Linked DNA regions of Homo sapiens: region 2 is linked to region 1. A link is an interaction called in ENCODE POLR2A ChIA-PET data of the cell type or tissue named here. Cell type or tissue: GM12878. All regions are shown on one strand. Links, peaks and the distances in the headings refer to the core of each region. The heading gives the core; the rest is flanking DNA.

Region 1 (10,077 bases), core at 690-5,689:
GAATAGTACTGCAACGAACATACGGGTGCATGTGTCTGTATAATAGAATGATTTATATTCCTTTGGGTATATACCCAGTATTGAAATTGCTGAGTCGAATGGTATTTCTGTCTTTAGGTCTTTGAGGAATCACCACACTGTCTTCCACAATGGTTAAACTAATTTAGACTCCCACTAACAGTGTATAAGTATTCCTGAAAGATATGTTCTAACATACTGTGGGTAAGGATGTGAGCAGAGCGTAAGGATAGAATGTGACATTAATGGGAGGCTACAATTACTGCTTCTGTGAATGTATGGATATTATGGTATCTTCCTTAATTTTTCTACAGTCATTTATACTGAGTGATAATAACACATGAGATGGGTTAGTAAGACTGGAGTTTGTGCCAGTTCATGCTATTCTAAGTAGTAAATGTTGGACTTAATTCTCCTGGACACTAAATTACATAAACTTATCGGAGTGAGCTTACACAACTCATAATCAGAAGATGGTAATGTAGAATTTTAATTTTGCGTAAAACTGAAAGTAATGTCTATTTTTAATTATTTACATTGCATTTTGCAGGCTTACGTCATACTTTGACCATTAACTACGACTTTTAAAACAACTGGTTCCTTTAGACTTTTTATTTACTTATTTTTTATTTTGAGACTGGGTGTGGCTCTGTTGCCCAGGTTGGAGTGCAGTGGCGTGATCATTGCTCACAGCAGCCTCAACCTCCCCAGGGGGCTCAGGTGATCCTCCTACCTCGACCTCCTGAGTAGCTGGGACTACAGGTGCACACCACCACACCCGGCTACTTTTTTTGTGTTTTTTATAAAGATGAGGTTTTGCCACATTGCTCAGGCTGGTTCCAAACTCCTGGGCTCAAACAATCCACCCGTCTTGGCCTCCCAAAGTGCTGAGATTACAGGCGTGAGCTGCCAAAGCTGGCCTACTTAGACTTTAAAAATAAATAATTTACTGTGTTGGTAAATTCTGTTACCCTTGTAGGGGAGGAAAGTACTTCAATAACAATACAGAGATATTTTAAATAAATCAGGATTTAATGTTAATTTAACTAGCAGTTTAGCTAATGGGTATACTGATCCACATAAGGGTATTGAGAACAAATAGTCTCTGATATTAATGTATTTTTCCTTTTAGATCTTCAGATCTGATTCTTACTCATCTTGGACTTCTCTCTTTTCTTTAATAAGTTAATATAAGCTAATTTTTCTTTCATACTGATGTTTTATTTATTTATTTATTTATTTATTTATTTGAGACAGAGTTTCACTCTTATTGTCCAGGCTGGAGTGCAGTGGCACGATCTCAGCTCACTGCAACTTCCGCCTCCTGGGTTCAAGCAATTATCCTGCCTCAGCCTCCTGAGTTGCTGGGATTACAGGGTCCTGCCACCACTCCCGGCTAATGTTTTTTTTTTTTTTTGTATTTTTAATAGAGACAGGGTTTCTTCATGTTGGCCATGCTGGTCTTGAATTCCTGACCTCAGGTGATCTGCCTGCCTCGGCCTCCCAAAGTGCTGGGATTATAGGCATAAGCCACTGCTCCCGGCCGATGTTTTATTTTGAAAGCGAATGACATAGAACACATGTGAAAAGTGAGGCACTGGGAATTTGCACATCCACGCAAGGGCAGAAATGTAAAAATAATAGACTCTGCAATAGAGCTAGAAATACCATTGCTGAGGTTGGGAGGATGCTGATGGAGAGCTGACATGTGAAGTTCATGGTGCTGTCTTTAGGTACCGATCCCAGATGTGGCTACTTCTGCGAACCTTGCCAGGAGACTTTCATTTTCCCGAAAGCAGGGGTCTTAAGGGGTTTCTGGAAATAAAGCATTATGTTGTTGGCACTGCTTTTATCAGTAGGGTTTAGGGGCTTTCCAAACCTTGACCAGAGCCCCAGGGTCACCTAAGGGGTAGCTTGGAGCTGGGCTTGACCCTCCACCTCTCACACCCTGTAGGGGTGGCTTTGACTGTCCAAGATTCCTGGCTGGGTTGGAATTTTGAGGGAATGGTGGAAGGTTCAAATGACAACAGGAATAAACCAATGGGAAACTGGCCCACCACAGCCCAGGAAGAAGCTCTTGGGTTTTTTTGTATTTTGGTTTTTTGTTTTCACATTGACTCAAATCCCTAAGACTCTAGATTCTGAATGTCATTTAGGCAGCAAACCTTCCCATATAACTTACTGTTATTATTATTAGGCTATAATTGATTCTTTATAGATCACTGATTATGTGCCATGTAAGTACTGATATGAGGTGGTACAGAAACACGTACTTCATAGGCCAGGCACAGTGGCTTACACCTTTAATCCCAACACTTTGGGAGGCCAAGGTGGGAGGATTGATTGAAGCCCAGAGTTAGAGATCAGCCTGGGCAACATAGTGAGACCTCGTCTCTACAAAACATTACAAAATCAGCAGGATGTGGTGGTGCACGCCTGTAGTCCCAGCTATTCAAGAGGTTGGCTTGAGCCCAGGAGTTTGAGCCTGCAGTGATCTATGATTGTGCCACTGCACTCTAGCCTGGGTGACAGATGGAGACCCCCAACTCTGAAAAACAAAAAGACAGAGAAATATCTACTTCACCTCATAAAGTATTTTTTTTCTTTTTGAGATGGAGTCTAGCTCTGTTGCCCAGGCTGGAGTGCAGAGGAGCGATCTAGGCTCCCTGTACCTCTGCCTCCCAGGTTCACACGATTCTCTTGCCTCAGCCTCCTGAGTAGTGGGGATTACAGTTGTGCACGACCACACCCGACTAATTTTTGTATTTTTAGTAGAGATGGATTTTCCCCATGTTGGCCAGGCTGGTCTCGAACTCCTGACCTCAAGTGATCTGCCCGCCTCAGCCTCCCAAAGTGCTGGGATTACGGGCATGAACCACTGTGCCCAGCCTAAAGTAGAATTTTTATGAGTTTATCGTTATTATTGCCTAGAGAAAATTGCCGATTAGAGAGTTTCAGCAGCTCTCCCAAAGTCAGTGAACTAGACAGAGTGGAAGAGGCAGACTTTGGACCTAGGTCTACCTGACTCCATAATGGGTACTTCTAGCCACTGTCCCAAACTGCCTCTTTGAAGGACAAGGTCCCATTCTCCTGGGGCAATTGAGAGTTAAGGAACAGAGTAGGCTTTTGTTTCTGCCCCTTAGTGCATGTGGTATACCAGTCATCTCTGGTGTCTGTTCAGATTTCATGTTGTGCATCTGGCTCAGGTACCTCCCCTGTGCTAAAGTGTTTCGGGTTGTCATGACTACATCTCTCAGTGATTTCTTTTGGGAAATACACTTCCAGTCTTTAGTTTCTGTTTTGCCGGTGTTGCTGGCCACACGTGTTTTAAATAGTGTTTAGACAGTGGACAGGTTATCTGTAATTTCAGTGAAACTGAAACTGTTTCCTTCTGGCCACATTCGTGAGCATTATCATATAGTTATCTTTTACTGGCATAGAAGAGAAGCAGCCACTGAGCACTGTTCTAGGAGCTTTACACCTTCTGTACTGTTAAGTTTAAACTTTACAACAACTCAGCGAAGTGTACATGCTAAAGTTCTCATTTTATAGACAAAGAAACTGAAACTTGAAGTAATTAACTTTGTCAACTGATAAAGCTAGCAAGTGGAGCCAGGCATGGTAGCTCCTGCCTGTAATCCCAAGACTTTGAGAGGCTTAGGTGTGAGGATCGCTTGAGCACAGGAGTTCAAGACCAGCCTAGGCAACGTAGTGAGACCCTGTCTCTACAAAAAAATTAAAAAATTAGCCAGGCATGGTGGTACGTGACTGTAGTCTCAGCTGCTCTGGGAGCTAAAGGGGGACGATCACTTGAGCCCTGGAGATCAAGGCTGCAGTGTGTTGAGATCATGCCACTGCACTCTAGCCTGGGTCACACAGCAAAACCCTGTCTCAAAAAAAAAAAAAAAAGCTATGTAATGGGGGAGCTAGGATTTGTGAGCCTAGGTCTGTCTGATTCCATACAATTTCCTGTATCTCATACAATTTTCTTTTCCTTTATTTTTTCTGACTTTGAATGCCAGGTGTGTTTCAAGAAAAATGCAATGCTTTTTTTGTTTATTTGTTTTGTTTTGTGTTTTTTGAGATGAAGTCTTACTCTGTTGCCCAGGCTAGAATGCAGTGGCATGATATCCGCTCACTGCAACCTCCACCTCTGGGGTTTAAGCTATTGTCTCATCTCAGCCTCCTGAGTAGCTGGGATTACAGGTGTGCGCCACCACGCCTGGCTAATTTTTTTATTTTTAGTAGAGGCACAGTTTCACCATATTGGCCAGGCTAGTCTCCAACTCCTGACCTCAAGTGATCCGCCCACTTTGGTCTCCCAAAGTGCTGGGATTACAGGCGTAAGCCACCAGGTGCAGCCAGAAAAATGCAGTGCTTTTAATGTCATTAACATAATTTCACCCAGAGTGCATTTGGCTCTTATAATATATGGGGTAATATATAGGGTGTCATGTCTTGATTGCTACATGAAGATGATGCAAAAATAATTGCTACTAGACAAAGTAAGGATTGAGCATATGAATTATTTTTGAGGAATAGTCAAATAGTTGTTTATGTGAAATTTCATAGACCCTGAACATTCATGATTTGATGTTGATGAGGCTTATCTGAGAGCTTCCCTGAAGGTCCAGGCTGGTGTCATGAGCCCTGTGAGGCTGGTCTTCAGGAGAGAGTGAGTCATCAGTCAGTAAATGGTGTGCCCCAGGAATATATGTAAAGGAAAACTGGCCTGGATTCAAATCCTAGCCTTGACATTGACCATGAAACCTTATGTGAGTTATTTGAATTCTTTGAGCCTTAATTTTTTCGTGAGCAAAACAGAGACAACTTAGTTTCTTTCTTGGAGTGCTGTTTTAAGAAATTTCATAAGATCATGCGTGTAAAGTTCCTAGCATAGCAACTGGTCTGTAGTAATCATTCATTGAATATAAGTGTTATGACCTCAAACTGAATTTACTATTTTCATTAAAAATGTGATCGTGTTAAATCTTCAGAATGACTCTGAAAAGTGGTAGAAGTGGCAATAAAACTGAAGGAAAATATATCCTGTGAGTAATATTCCTCGATTTTGGAGAATTTTGTAGGTTTCTTTTATTCTTTGAGAAGAATGAACACCAGAATGGTGAGATCATTAGTATCTCAGAAATGTTTTACATTAACAGAGGTATTATGTGTTATTTTATGTCATATTTATGTTTTATTATGTTATGGTTTTCATTTCATGTTCTCACTAGGCCTCCATGCCAGTGTTGTAAAGTTGACCAAGCAGACATAATTCCCATTTTATGAGGGAGGAAACAATTTCAGAGAGCTTAAAATGTACTGGAGGCTGAACTTTAATCCAGTACTTTCCCCTTCTCTCATTAACACTTCCTGATTTTTCTGGAATTATGGCTCCATTCTAGGGATGCCTGCCAGAATTCATAATAAACAAGTGAGATGGTTGGGGGAATGAAGAAAGCTATTTATATACACACCAAACTGTGTATTCCAGGAAATAAGAGAGTTATTTTCCTGGAATATCAGTAGATGTGTGATAACATTGAGCTACAAGGCTAGCCTGAAACTGGAGCAGATCTTCATTGAGAAGGTACATTGGCAGTAGGATAATCCTAGAATATTTGTGGAGGTTCCCAGACTGTCTTGGGACCTAGAGCTATATTTTGGGTGTTCTTTTGAGTCCTTTGGAGTACAATTAATTCAGACTATGAACACGTCAGGAATCCTGGGCAGGGCAAGTTTAAAAGACCATTTTGGGCAACATTTTACCTGGCTTAAGGTTTTAACATATTCCATGAGATTTTGCTCTTGATCTGCTTTAGGTAACGGTGGTGGTGATCATAGTAGTAGTAGCTGTTGTAGTTGCAGTAAAGTAAGAGCAAATATTTATTGAGCAAGTACTATGTACCAGGCATAATTTTAAACACATTGTCTGTATTATTTTAGTTGATTTGCGAATCTTGATATGCAAGAACAATGATAGTCTCCCCTTTAGAAATGAGGAGATTGAGGCACAGGAGTTAGAAGATCACAGAGCCAATGAGTAGTTGAGTCAAGACTGCCCCAAGGGGACCATCCTGGCTAACACGGTGAAACCCCGTCTCTACTAAAAATACAGAAAAATGAGCCGGGCGTGGTGGTGGACGCCTGTATAGTCCCAGCTACTCGGGAGGCTGAGGCAGGAGAATGGCGTGAACCCGGGAGGCGGAGCTTGCAGTGAGCCGAGATAGCGCCGCTGCAGTCCGGCCTGGACGAAAGAGCGAGACTCCGTCTCAAAAAAAAAAAAAAAAAAAAAAAAAAAAAGATTGCCCCGAGGGAGCCTTGAGCACCTCACTGCTCCGCGCTGGCCCTGACAACTGAAACACACAGCACTAGTGACATCTGTGCACTGCTGGACACACGGGCTAACCTGAAGGAAATGGAACTCACCTTTCAGCACCTCTGAGAGATCATTAATTGGTAAGACCCCATTAACTAAACACTGCTGCTTACCAGTTACTTCTCAGAACACTCCAGTTTCTCTTAGTGAATCTGTTATCTACCATGTTTAACATTTTCTCATAGATTTATTGACTATTTGTATTTTCTAAAAATCATATATTTTTGTCCTTGATCTCTTTTTCTGTTGGTATGTCCATTTTTTTTTTTTGCTACTGATTTACGAGTTCTGTAAACATTAAGGATGTTCATTTGCTTAAATTGCACAAGATCATCAAACAATAAGTATGTTGAATTTGATGTAGCATACATTTCAGAGTTATCATTAGTCTTTTAATTTTACTTTGGTGTTTTTGATATGGAGAATTTTTATTTTTCACGTAGTTTAAGCTATCCACATTTCCTTTACAGTTTGGTCTTGGGCATTATACATGAAAAAGATCAATAATTTTGTCATAGTTGACTGCAGGCTTTATCTTCCTTGCCCTACTATATCCAGTGTATTAGTCTGTTCTCATGCTGGTAATAAAGACATACCTGAGACTGGGTAATTTATAAAGGAAAGAGGTTTGATGGACTCACAGTTCCACATCGCTGGGGAGGCCTCACAATAATGGCTGAAGGCAAATAAGGAGTAAAGTCATGTCTTACATGGCAGCAGGCAAGAGTGCATGTGCAGGGCAACTCCCCTTTATAAAACCATCAGATCCGTGAAACGTATTCACTGTCACAAGAACAGCACAGGAAAGACCCGCCCCCATTATTCAATTACCTCCCACCAGGTCCCTCCCATGACATGTGGGAATTCTGGGAGCTACAATTCAAGATGAGATTTGGGTAGAGACCCAGCCAAGCCGTATCACACTGTAAACCAGCACGAGCTTATTTACTTTTTCTTTTCTCTCCTTATCCTATGCAGGAAGTCACCACATTCTGGTAATTCTTCCTCTTCCTCTCTCTTGCATCAGCTCCTTGTTCTCCATGGCTGTTTCTCTCATCCCAATTAGGCCCTTATTTCCAGACCATCAAAACTTGAGTTTCTGACGTGGTCCCCCAAATTTTCATATATTCAAATCCAGTGTCAGACCTGATTCGTCCTGATTGTTTCTGTTCAAGGAAAAATGAAGACCATTTCATTAACTAACGTTTGGGCTCTGGCAACCTTCACCCACTGGTCTTCTTGCCTCTTGCTTCTTTTCTCCCCCCTGCATTCCCTCCCAGTCCTTGTCAATAAGGTAATTCTCTCCTTAAAAAAAGTTTTCTGGGCCAGGCGTGCTGGTTCACACCTGTAATCCTAGCACTTTGGGAGGCCGAGGCGGATGGATCACTTGAGGTCTGGAGTTCAAAACCAGCCTGGCCAACATGGTGGAACCCCATCTCTACTAAAAAATACAAAAGTTAGCTGGGTGTGGTGGCTCATGCCTGTAGTCCCCGGTACTCAGGAGGCTGAGGCAGGAGAATCGCTGGAACCCGGGAGGCAGAGTTTGCAGTGAGCTGAGATCGTGCCACTGCACTCCAGCCTGGGTGACAGAGTGAGACTATGTCTCAAAAAAAAAAAAAAAAAAGAAAAGGAAGTTTTCTGTATCTCAGCCGCACCCCTTAAAAATCTCCTCTTCCCCTTGCTTGTAAATCAAATATTGACATTATTCCACAGAATCCTGGAGCTGGGCAAACTCTTACTGTTCGTCTTCAAAATGATTTCTCACAATACAAATACCTCTGATTCTACAGAGAACTCACTACTTTCTGTGGCTCTTCGTAGAACAGCCTTCTTTATTACCTTGTGTTGAAACAATACCTATCACTATATAGCTCTCTTTCTCATCCACTTTGTAGACTTCACCTCCTCTGCCCTTTCTTTCTCCATGGCCAGGAGCTGTCACATTACTGCCTAATTCCCCATTTCTATTGCTTTTTGAACACTCCCATCAGCTCGCATAATATAAACTGCCACTTGTATGGTGACAGCTCCCCAAATTGTGTCTCCAGGGGTGACTTCTCTGAGCTTACTGTATCCTTGTTAAATTTTTGCAACATTTGAAGGCAGTGGCATCATTCTGCCATCTCAACCACGCCACATCTCAGTCTGCTAAGTTTTCTCTTCTCCAATGGGCAGAGTTCCATCAACCATTCCTATCCCATGATTTCTGGACCTTTGACTCTTTTGAAAGTCTCCTTGGGATGCTGGCTGGATTTTTAATGCCTCGATATTATCTCAGTGACACCCTGATGTCCTCTTGATGTGGCTACTGACTTCGTGTATTGATATAATGCAATTGGCTTCCACTGCAATGATGTCACCTATTTCATAACAGAGTGTATGATTGACTAAACCTAGTTTTACTAGAAATCCTCTGGGTTAATAGTGATCCATGAGTCTGCTCTATGGGTTTGTTTAAATAGGTATATATTTACCTATCTGAATTTCATATATATATATATATATATATATATATATATATATATATATATACACACATACATATATATATATATTTAGGTTTTATTATATATAAATATATATATTTAGGTTTTTGTCGAGACAGGGTCTTGCTCTGTCACCCGGGTTGGAGTGCAGTGGCATGATCATAGCTCACTCCAGCCTCAACTTCCCAGGCTCAAGTGATCCTCCCTGAGTAGCTGGGCTACAGGTGTGCACTATGACACCTGACTAATTTTTAAATTTCCTGTAGAGACAGGATTTGCTAGGTTGCCCGGCTGGTCTCGAACTCCTGAACTCAGGCAATCCATCTGCCTCGGCCTCCCAAAGTGCTTGGATTATAGACATGAGCCACCATGCCCAGCCTCCCTACACGAATTCTTCATGTTAGCCAGCATTATTTCCAGGCTACTGCAGGTACAAGCCTTTGTGCTCAGGTACTGCCTCCATCCTCAGGGACTCTGTAGTCCACTGTGGAGTCTGGATAGTTGCATATGAAGAAACTAGAAAATGATATAAACCAATTTATAACAAACCACCAAATTTTATGTGACCCACCACTAGTCCTTTAATATCCCAGAGAAGAGCATCATCAAAACTTAGTGCTTACTGGGCACAGACTTGGTAGGCTGAGGCAAGAAGATTGCTTGAGAGCAGGAGTTTGAGACCACCCTGGGCAACACAGCGAGACCCTGTCTCTACAGGACGTTAAAAAAAAAGTTACCTGGGCATGGTGGTGCATGACTGTAGTCTCTGTTACTTGGGAGGCTGAGGTGGGAGGATCACTTGAGGCCAGGAGTTTGAAACCAGCTTCAGCAACATAGCAAGACCCTGTCTTTCTATTAAAAAAAGAAAAGAAAACCCTCAATGCTGACAGTAAGGGAGATGTCCTATTTGATTCATCCTTCCTACCCATCCCTTTCTACCCTGCCCCATCAGCCCACTACAGTGCCTTGAAGTCAGCAGCTTTTTAGCACATGTGGTTTATGGACTCAGGCTTATTAGAAAAACACTGTGCTTTGGAGTAATCAGAGAAAGTCTCATAAGGAAATCTTGATTTTCACTGAGCTTGGAAAGATGGGTGTGGGAGGGCATCCAGAGGAGGAGGATGAGTATGAGGAATGAGTTGATATAGTGAATTATTTAAGAGGTGGGAAAAGACCTACTTGCTTAGAAAG
Region 2 (10,077 bases), core at 2,829-7,828, 130 kb before region 1:
AGCTCACTGCAATTTCGTGAGCTCAAGCAATCTTCCCACCTCTGCCTTCCAAAGTTCTGTGATTACAAGCCTGAGCCACAGCGCTGGGCCAAACATTCATTCATTCTTAAGAGCTTCTGGGGAAGAAACGCCTATTTCGCCCTGTTTCCCGTTTACTAGCGAGTCCAACAGGTCTTCCAACAGTGAGAAGACCGTCCCACTTGAGTGATTTTTTTTTCCTTTTTCATTTCTTATTTTTTTTTTTTTTTACAGTCTGGAGTGCAGTGTTGTGATCTCGGCTCACTGCAACCTCCGCCTCCCTGATTCAAGAGATTCTCCTGCCTCAGCCTCCCGAGTAGCTGGAACTACAGTCATGCACCACCACGCCCGGCTAATTTTTGTTATTTTTAGTAGAGACGGTTTCACCACGTTTGCCAGGCTGGTCCCGAACTCCTGGCCTCAAGTGATCCACCCGCCTTGGCTTCCCAAAGTGCTGGGATTACAGGCGTGAGCCACCGCACCCGGCCTCACTTGTGTGAATTTTACCGGAGCGTGTGTGTGTGTGTGTGTGTGTGTCTGTGTGTCTGTGTGTCTGTGTGTGTGTCTATTTACCAAGTGTCAGGCCTCTGAGCCCAAGCTAAGCCATTATATCCCCTGTGACCTGCACGTATACATCCAGATGGCCTAAAGTAACTGAAGAATCACTAAAGAAGTGTGGCCGGTTCCTGCCTTAACTGATGACATTACCTTTTGAAATTCCTTGCACCTACTGAAATACAACCCCCAAATTCCTGAATCCTCCCATTTTATTAGCTGTGTGAACTTGGACAACGTAACCTATCCATGCCTCAGTTTCCTTAGTGGAAATAATTTTTAAAAATCGTGAGCAGAGATCGCCCGTTGCACTCCAGCCTGGACGACAGAGTGAGACTCTGTCTCAAAAAAATAAAAAAAAAAGGAAAGGAAGGCTGGGTGTGGTGGCTCACCCCTGTAATCCTAGCACTTTGGGAGGCCGAGGTAGGCAGATCACTTGAGGTCAGGAGTTTGAGGCCAGCCTGACTAACATGGTGAAACCCCGTCTCTACTAAAAATACAAAAATTAGCGGGGCATGGTGGCGGGCGCCTGTAATCCCAGCTACTCAGGAGTTGAGGCAGGAGAATCGCTTGAACCCAGGAGGCACAGGTTGCAGTGATTTGAGATCGCCCCATTGCACTCCAGCCTGGGTGACAGAGCGAGACTTCTTTTCGAAAAAGAATAAAAATAAAATAAAGGGAAGAAAGAAGTAAAACTGTTTGCAAATGAGAGCAATGTGTTTCCTAGAAAATCCCAGGAATCTCGAGGAATCCTAAAAAAAAAAAACCTCCTGGAACTACAAGATCAACATAACAAAAATCAATTGTTTTTCTACATGTGTACACGGAACAACTGGAAAATGAAATTTAAAATAAACCATACAACGTTAATCAGCATCCAAAAACATGAACTATATAGGCATAAATTTCACAAAATATGTGTGAGACGTATACACTGAAAATTATAAATCATTGCTCAAAACTATAAATCTCTGCTGAGAGAAATGAAAGATCTAAATAAATAGCTGTTGCCTGTTCATGAATTGGAAGACTCCATACTGTTAAATGTCAATTCTCTCCAAATCCCAGCAGATTTTTTTTTAACTTGACAAGCTAACTATAAAATTCATGCAGAGGTACATAGGAAGAAGAAAGTTGGAGCACATATACATCTGGTTTAAAGACTTACTATAAAACTAGTTTTCAACACACTGTGGTACACATAAGGTGAGACATAGAAATCAGTGAAACAGAATCAAGTCCAGGGATAGACCCATATGTATGTGGTCAATTGATTTTTATAAGAAGCTAAGGTAATTTCCATGTGGAAAATATAATCTTTTCAGTAAATGAAATGACTGGATACCCATATCAAAAAATAAATCTTACCTCACACCATAGATAAATATTAAGTTGAAATGAATGACAGACCTAATCATGAAGCTATAATTACATAATTTCTAAGAAAATACAGAACAATCTTTGTGACTTTGGGGAAGGTGAAGATTTTGGAGGTAGAAAAAAGCACTAATCATAAAAAGGAAATAAAAGACAGATTGAACTTCATCAAAATGGGAAACATCTGTGTTTTCAAGACAACATTAAAAAAGTGAAAATATTCACGACAGATGTCTCTAACAAGGAATTTGTATCTGGAACATATAATGAAAGCTTACAACTTAATAAAACAATTCAATTTTTTGAAATGAGCAAAAGATTTGAATACACACTTCACAAAGATATAGAAATGGCCAATAGCCGGCCAGGCACTGTGGCTCACGCCTGTAATCTCAGCATTTGGGGAGGCTAAGGCAGGCGGATCACCTGAGGTCAGGAGTTTGAGACCACCTTGGTCAACATGGCAAAACTCCGTCTCTACTAAAAATACAAAAATTAGCTGGGCGTAGTGGCACGCCCCTGTAATCCCAGCTACTTGGGAGTCTGAGGCAGGAGAATCACTTGAACCTGGGAGGCGGAGGTTGCAGTGAGCCGAGATGGCACCACTGCACTCCAGCCTGGGCTACAAGAGCAAAACTCCATCTCAAAAAAAAAAAGTAAAAAAGAAATGCCCAATAGCACATGCAAAAGTGCTGAATCTTATTAGTCATTTGGGAAATGCAAATTAAACCCACAATGAGATAGCACCACACAACCACTCAAGTGGCTAATATTTTAAAATGTTAGCAGGGATTGGCATTCTCATACAAGGCTAAAAAGAATACTGCTTTGGAATATAATTTGGCAATTTCTTACATCAATATACACTTACTTAGCATATGATCCAGTAATTTCACTCTTGGTATTTAACCAAGAGAAATAAAAACATATGTCTACACTAAGTCTTGAAACCAAATGTTCATAGCAGCTTTAGTAATAGTAATTCAAACTGAAAATAACTCATGTGTCCATCAATGTGTGAATGAATAAACAAATTGTAGTGTATTCATACAATGGAATATTACTCAGCAATAAAAAGGAACATACTATTGTACATGGCACATGAATGAATCTCATTAACTTTGTGCTGAGCAAAAGAAGCCAGACACAAAATATTATATAGTATATGATTACTTTTATATAAAACTCTAGAAAAGCAAAATCTAATCTAAACGGACAGAAAACAAAAAAGGTTGTTTCCTGAAGTTGGGGATTCCTGTAGGGAGACTAGACTAAGAATAAATACAGGAAAGCTTTTGTAGTAGTGTGAATGTTCACCATGTTGATTGTGGTGGTTACACAGCTCTACATATTTGTTGCAACTCATCATACCGGCCGGGTACAGTGGTTCATGCCTGTAATACCAGCACTTTGGGAGGCTGAGGTGGGCAGATCATCTGAAGTCAAGAGTTCGAGACCAGCATGGCAAACATGGTGAAACACCGTCTCTACTAAAAATACAAAAATTAGCCAGGCGTGGTGGTGCACGCCTGTAGTCCCAGCTATTCGGGAGGCTGAGGGATGAGAATCGCTTGAACCTGCAGGCAGAGGTTGCAGTGAGCCGAGATCATGCCGCTGAACTCTGGTCTGGGCAACAGAGACTCGTCTCAAAAAAAAAAAAAATCTCATCATACTGAACACATAAGATAGATTCATTTCGTTGAGTATAAATTATTAAAATTGATTTATAAATGCCATGAACACTACATATTTTAACGTGTAGAATTTATAATACTGATATGTTTAACATGAAACCCAAATGTTGTGGCAGAATGCCTTCGTATTTTGCAGTTAATAGTTTCCCTACCAAATATTCCTTTAAAGCATCGAATCTGCCACAAGATAGAACTCATTTTCACAACAGTAATGCATGTTACAAAGTTCAATGTAATAACATTTTGAAAAATAAACTTTTAAATGCCCTAAGAATAAATAATATTTCAACAGATTTATAAAATCGTCCCTATAAAATGTGAATTTACCATGTACTATGTAGAAATAGGTGATACCAAAATGAGTGAAACATGGAGCCTGTTTTCATGAAGCTAACAATTGTTATAAAATGGATAAGAATTTCATACAAATTAATATATTCTAAGATATGTTATTAACATGCCACCTCTCATGTGCCAGACACTTCAGCTGATTTAATCCACACAATCTTTTCAGGTATTACTATCCACATTTTACAAATGAGCTCATTGAAGCCTGGAGAAGTTAAGAAACTTGCCCAAGCTTCTCAGCCAATGGGCGGTGATTTTGAAGGACCACTGACTCCAAAGCCCGTGTTCTATTATGAATTGCAGAATATAATAAATTTGGAAAGAGGATTACAAAGTGCTTTGGGAGCTAAAGAGCTGTCGAAAAATGTAATTTGTTTGGAGAATCAGACAATGACTCATGCAAGAAATCACTTTTAAATGCTTAAAGAATAAGTATGATTTCAACAAATCGCAGAGGGTATTGCAGGCTGAGAGCTGATCATGAACACGGGGGCGGGAAAAACAAACAAGTTTGAGGAGAAGTGAGTCGTGCAGATTAACGAAATGTTAGAGGTATTAGAGAAGAAGGATAAAATAGATACACAGGGAGAACCACTCTATTTTAAAAGGCAGTATGAGCTTCTAAAGATTTTCAGTATGAAAACCACAGCGAAGAAACTCTGTTCTCAAAGATTAATTTGGGCCGGGCGCTGTGGGTCACCCCTATAATCTCAGCACTTTGGGAGGCTGAGGTGGGCAGATCACCTGAGGTCAGGGATTCAAGACCAGCCTGGCCAACATGGGAAACCCCGTCTTTACTAAAAATACAAAAATTAGTGAAGCGTGATGGCGTGCACCTATAATCCCAGCTACTCAGGAGGCTGAGGCGGGAGAATCGCTTGAATCTAGGAAGGAGAGGTTGCAATGAGCGGAGATGGCACCACTGCACTCCAGCCTGGGTGACAGAGTGAGACTCTGTCTCAAAAAAACAATTAATTTTGCAGCAGTGTATCAAATAAATTGGTATGAGGGGATGCAAGAAATGAGAGCTGTAGTCTAGGAGATAAGTAAGAAAGACCAGAACTGGGTGGGTGGCAATAGTCGTTGGAAAGTGGATGGTGAGGAGAACTTCAGTTTCAGCTGAAGAGCAGGATGAATAAGGAGATATCTTAAAAAAATAAAATAAAGGACCGGGCGCAGTGGCTCACGCCTGTAATCCCAGCACTTTGGGAGGCCTAGGCGGGCGGATCATGAGGTCGGGAGATCGAGACCATCCTGGCTAACACACTGAAACCCCGTCTCTACTAAAAATACAAAAAATTAGCTGGGCGTGGTGGCGGGGGCCTGTAATTCCTGCTACTCGGGAGGCTGAGGCAGGAGAATGACGTGAACCCGGAAGGCGGAGCTTGCAGTGAGCTGAGACTGGGAGACAAGCGAGACTCCGTCTCAAAAATAAATAAACAAATAAATAAAATAAAATAAAATTAGCTTTTGGGGTACAAGTGGTTTCTGGTTTCATGAATGAAGCATATAGTGGTGAAGTCTGAGATTTTAGTGCACCTGTCACCTGAGTAGTGTACGTTGTACCCAATATGTAGTTTTTTTTAATCCCTCAACGCCCTCCCCACCTCCCTGCTTCTGAGTCTCCACTGTTCACTACACCACTCTGTGTGCCTTTGCATACCTATAGCTTAGCTCCCAATGATGAGTGAGAATATATGGTATTTGGTTTTCCATTCCTGGGTTGCTTCACTTAGAATAATGGCCTCCAGCTCCATCCAAGTTGCTGCAAAAGACATGAATAAGGAGATATATTAAGATAACAAGAGAATGAAAATAAGATTTTATTCGTTGTTTTTTATTTGCCGAAGGTGTCATGAAAGAGGGAGAGATTGATTATCTATTTGGAATGGGCTATTTTATGAAGCAAGATGGCTCCGACAGTGGAATGATGAGGGATTAAGAAGATGGATGAAAAGATTAGGGTTTTGTTTTTGTTTTTGTTTTTGACACGAAGTCTCACTCGTCTCCAAGGCTGGAGTGCAGTGGCATGATCTCGGCTCACTGCAACATCTGCCTCATGGGTCCAGCGATTCTCCCGATTAGCTGGGATTCCAGGCACCCACCACCACATCCAGCTAATTTTTGTATTTTTAGTAGAGATGGGTTTTTGCCATGTTGGCCAGATTGGTCTCAAATTCCTGATCTCAGGTGATCCACCTGCCTCGCCCTCCCAAAGTGTTAGGATTACAGGCATGAGCCACCACACCTGGCTGGATTAGATTTCAAAAAGAGAAAAAAATCCTTCTTTCTCAGACAGGAATAAAGAAAATGGAGATAGAGATATTTTGAGGTAGGGAAAAGAAAGTTGAGGTAGGTAGCTCCACTGAGGGTAAGGTGTCCTGAGGGCAAATAAGGTTTGGAATGGCACCTCATATATAACTTTATTTTACTTCTCAAAACATCATATTATTTTCCCAGTCTAAGGAATAGCCCTTGCCTTTAGAACAAAGGCATTGAGAGCTCTCTTTTATAACCTAAGCCCATAGAGGCCAATGGAATATTACCTCCTAGTCCATGCCATGGAAATCCTCTGATCCAGCCAGGCAGGTCTGTTCCCTGTCCAAAAAGTGACCTAGAGAGACTTTAATCCAAATCTCCTTTCTGTTCACCCTCCCTAACCTGTTGTTTTCCCTTCCCAACTGCTCCCCAAGCTGCTGTTTTCCCTTATACAAACAAGAATGTTTTGAAAATCTCATTCATTCTTCAAAGATGTTTCAAATCCCAATTCTTTTAAGTGTCTTTCCCTGACCACTTAAATGTACATTAAATTCTCCAACAGTTTGTAGTGATAATGTGTCGTTTCTTTTGGCATTTCATTGTACATCATTTTCTGCTTTTCCAACAGTTTGTAGTGACACAAATAGTTTGTAGTGATACCAATAGTTTGTAGTGATAATGTATCGTTTCTTTTGGCATTTAATTGTATATCATTTTCTGCTTTTCCTTAATTTACACTTGTGTATGTTTTGTCTATGAAGAAGAAATGCATATGAGAGATCACAAACTATATTTTTAAAAATCCTTCTCAAAAACCCATTAGTGTTTTGCAATTTTGAACAGCTTTGTGGAGTTATAAATGACATAGAACAAACTGCATATATTTAAAGTATACCATTTAATAAGTTTTGACGAATGTGTCCTCTGTGAAACTTTCACCACAATCAAGACAGAGAACATATCCATCACCTGGAAAAGTGTCCTCCTGCCCTTTTGTAATCCCCACCTCCTCCCCTGGCAACCACTCATCTGCTTTCTATCACTGCAGAGTAGTTTGCATTTGCAAGAAGGTTGTATAAATAGAATCATACAAGACGTACTCTTTGTTGACTTTGTTTTTTTGTTCACTTGGGGTAATTACTCTGAGCTGGTCCTTGGCTGGCCCATGGGCATGTGATCTGTGTAGTCCATAGAGTCTTGCACTGACAAGGGCTCTGTGCTTGTTTGGGCTGGGCACAGTGCCTCATGACTGTAATCCCAGCACTTTGGGAGGCCAAGGCAGGAAGATCACGAGGTCAGGAAATCGAGACCATCCTGGCTAACACGATGAAATCCCGTCTCTACTAAAAATACAAAAAATTAGCCGGGTGTGGTGGCACACGCCTGTAGTCCCAGCTACATGGGAGGCTGAGGCAGGAGAATCCCTTCAACCCAGGAGGTGGAGCTTGCAGTGAGCCGAGATAGCACCACTGCACTCCAGACTGGGTGAGAGAGTGAGACTCTGTCTCAGGAAAAAAAAAAAGAGAAAGCCTCCCTGGTTTTTTGAATGCTCCACTGTCTTTGTTTTTGAAGTTCTTAATGCTTTGTGAACAAGAAGACCTACATTTTCCTTTTGCACTGGGCCCCACACATTATATTGCTGATCCTGAAATAGAGATTCATCCATATGTGTGCATAGATTAACAGTTTATTTTGTTTTATTGCTGAGCAGTTATTCCATCGTATGGATATCCTACAATTTGTTTATCCATTCATTCACCAAAAGCATTTGGGTTTTTTTCCAGTTACAAATAAAGGATCCATGAACATTTGTGTACCAGCCTATATAAAGATATGCTTTCAAGCTGGGCATAGTGGCTCATGCATATAGTCCCAGCACTTTGAGAGGCCAGGGTTAGAGGATAGCTTGAGGCCAGGAATTTGAGGCCAGGCTGGGCAACATAGCAATACCCTATCTTAAAAAAAAAAAAAAAGATACGCCTTCATTTCTTTTAGGTAAATACTGAAACACAGAACGACTGAGTAACATAGTAAGTGTATGCCTAACTTTTTAAGAAACCACACTGTTTTCTAACTTTTTTTTTTTTTGAGACGGAGTCTCGCTCTGTCATCCAGGCTGGAGTGCAGTGGTGCGATCTCTGCTCACTGCAAGCTCCGCCTTCCAGGTTCACCCATTCTTCTGCCTCAGCCTCCCGAGTAGCTGGGATTACAGGCGCCGTCAACCATGCCTGGCTAATTTTTTGTATTTTTAGTAGAGATGGTGTTTCGCCATGTTAGCCAGGATGGTCTCGATCTCCTGACCTCGTGATTCACCTGCCTCGGCCTCCCAAAGTGCTGGGATTACAGGCATGAGCCACCGCACCTGGCCTGTTTTCTAATTTTTTAAAGAGATTTACAAATTTTTTACTTTTTGCACAAAGAGTTAGCATGGTTTCTTTCATGGGATGGATGACCTGGATAATCCATTCAAGGAAGTTCCCTTAGTACAACTTAATGAAACCTATATCCTTTGCATACTGGGGAACATATTGAAGCTGTATTTTTGGATCACATCATGCTGGTTTGAGCAAGAACCCTGGCCAGTTTCACAGGTGGCTCTAGTATAGCTGCTGGAGACCCATCTTGCCCTTAAGAGTAAGAGGTGAAAGGAAACAGCTAGCACATACATGCACTTCTCAAATTTTTCCAGTTTTTCTAAAGTGGTTGCACCATTTTACATTCCCATCAGCTGTGTAGGAGAGTTTCAGTTGCTCCACATCCTAGTCAACACTTGGTGTAGTCAGTCTTCGAAATTTTAGACATTCTAATAGGTGTATTATTTCATTGTGGTTTTAATTTTCACTTCCCTAATGACTAATTATGCTGTTGCTTTTCATGTGCTTATTTGTCAGTTGTATATTTTCCTTGGTATAGTTACTGTTCAAATCTGCCCAATTTTTTTTTCTTTCTTTTTTTTTTTTTTTTAGACAGGGTCTCACTCTGTCACCCAGGCTGGCGTGCAGTGGCACGATCTCAGTTCCATCTCCCGGGTTCAAGTGATTCTCGTGTCTCAGCCTCCCAAGTAGCTGGGATTACAGGTGCAAGCCACCATACCCAGCTAATTTTTTTTTTTTTTGAGACAGAGTCTCGCTCTGTTGCCCAGGCTGGAGTGCAATGGTGTGGTCTCCGCTCACTGCAACCTCTGCCTCCCGGGTTCAAGCGATTCTCCTCTCTCAGCCTCCCAAGTAGCTGGGATTACAGGTGCAAGCTACCATACCCAGCTAATTTTTTTTTTTGAGACAGTGTCTCGCTGTGTTGCTCAGGCTGGAGTGCAGTGGTGTGGTCTCGGCTCACTGCAACCTCTGCCTCCCAGGTTCAAGCGATTATCCTGTCTCAGCCTCCCAAATAGCTGGGATTACAGGTGCCTGCTACGACACCTGGCTAATTTTTTTGTATTTTTAGTGGAGATGGGGTTTCGCCATGTTGGCCAGGCTGGTCTCGAACTCCTGACTTCGTGATCTGCCCACCTTGGCCTCCCAAAGCGCTGGGATTTACAGGAGTGAGCCACCACAACTCTGCCTGTTGCTGAATTTTGTGGTGTATTAATTGCTTTCTTTAATTATTAAGTTTTGAGACTACTATATATTTTCTAGGTAAAAATCTTTTATCAGATATATGATTTGCAAATATTTTTTCCCAGTTCATGGGAGAATTTTTATTTATTTATTTTTTTAGAAACAGAGTCTCACTGTGTTGCCCAGGCCAGTCTTGAATTCCTGAGCTCAAGCAATCCTCCCACTAAAGTGCTGTGATTCCAGGCATGAGCCAGTGGGAGAATTTTCTTGAC

What was found. Peaks named below come from ENCODE experiments on the same cell type or tissue, not always from the same donor. Only the 100,000 strongest peaks of a DNase experiment are listed, where the experiment ranks them.
Region 2: POLR2A ChIA-PET joins it to region 1 with 9 read pairs; 5 of 35 experiments call an interaction of 5 or more read pairs at or near these places.

Annotation. Positions count from the first base shown.
Region 1 is chr10:17,753,688-17,763,764 of GRCh38, forward strand. All of the region lies in intron 1 of TMEM236 (transmembrane protein 236), which reads left to right. Among named protein-coding and RNA genes, the nearest start is that of TMEM236, 6.5 kb to the left of the region's middle. In GM12878, for the core only: no CTCF peak of the experiment used is centred there; a DNase peak (open chromatin) is centred at 3,294; H3K4me3 peaks cover 879 bases.
Region 2 is chr10:17,617,825-17,627,901 of GRCh38, forward strand. No RefSeq gene overlaps it. Among named protein-coding and RNA genes, the nearest start is that of HACD1, 5.5 kb to the left of the region's middle. RefSeq lists a silencer at 5,028-5,250. In GM12878, for the core only: no CTCF peak of the experiment used is centred there; no DNase peak of the experiment used is centred there.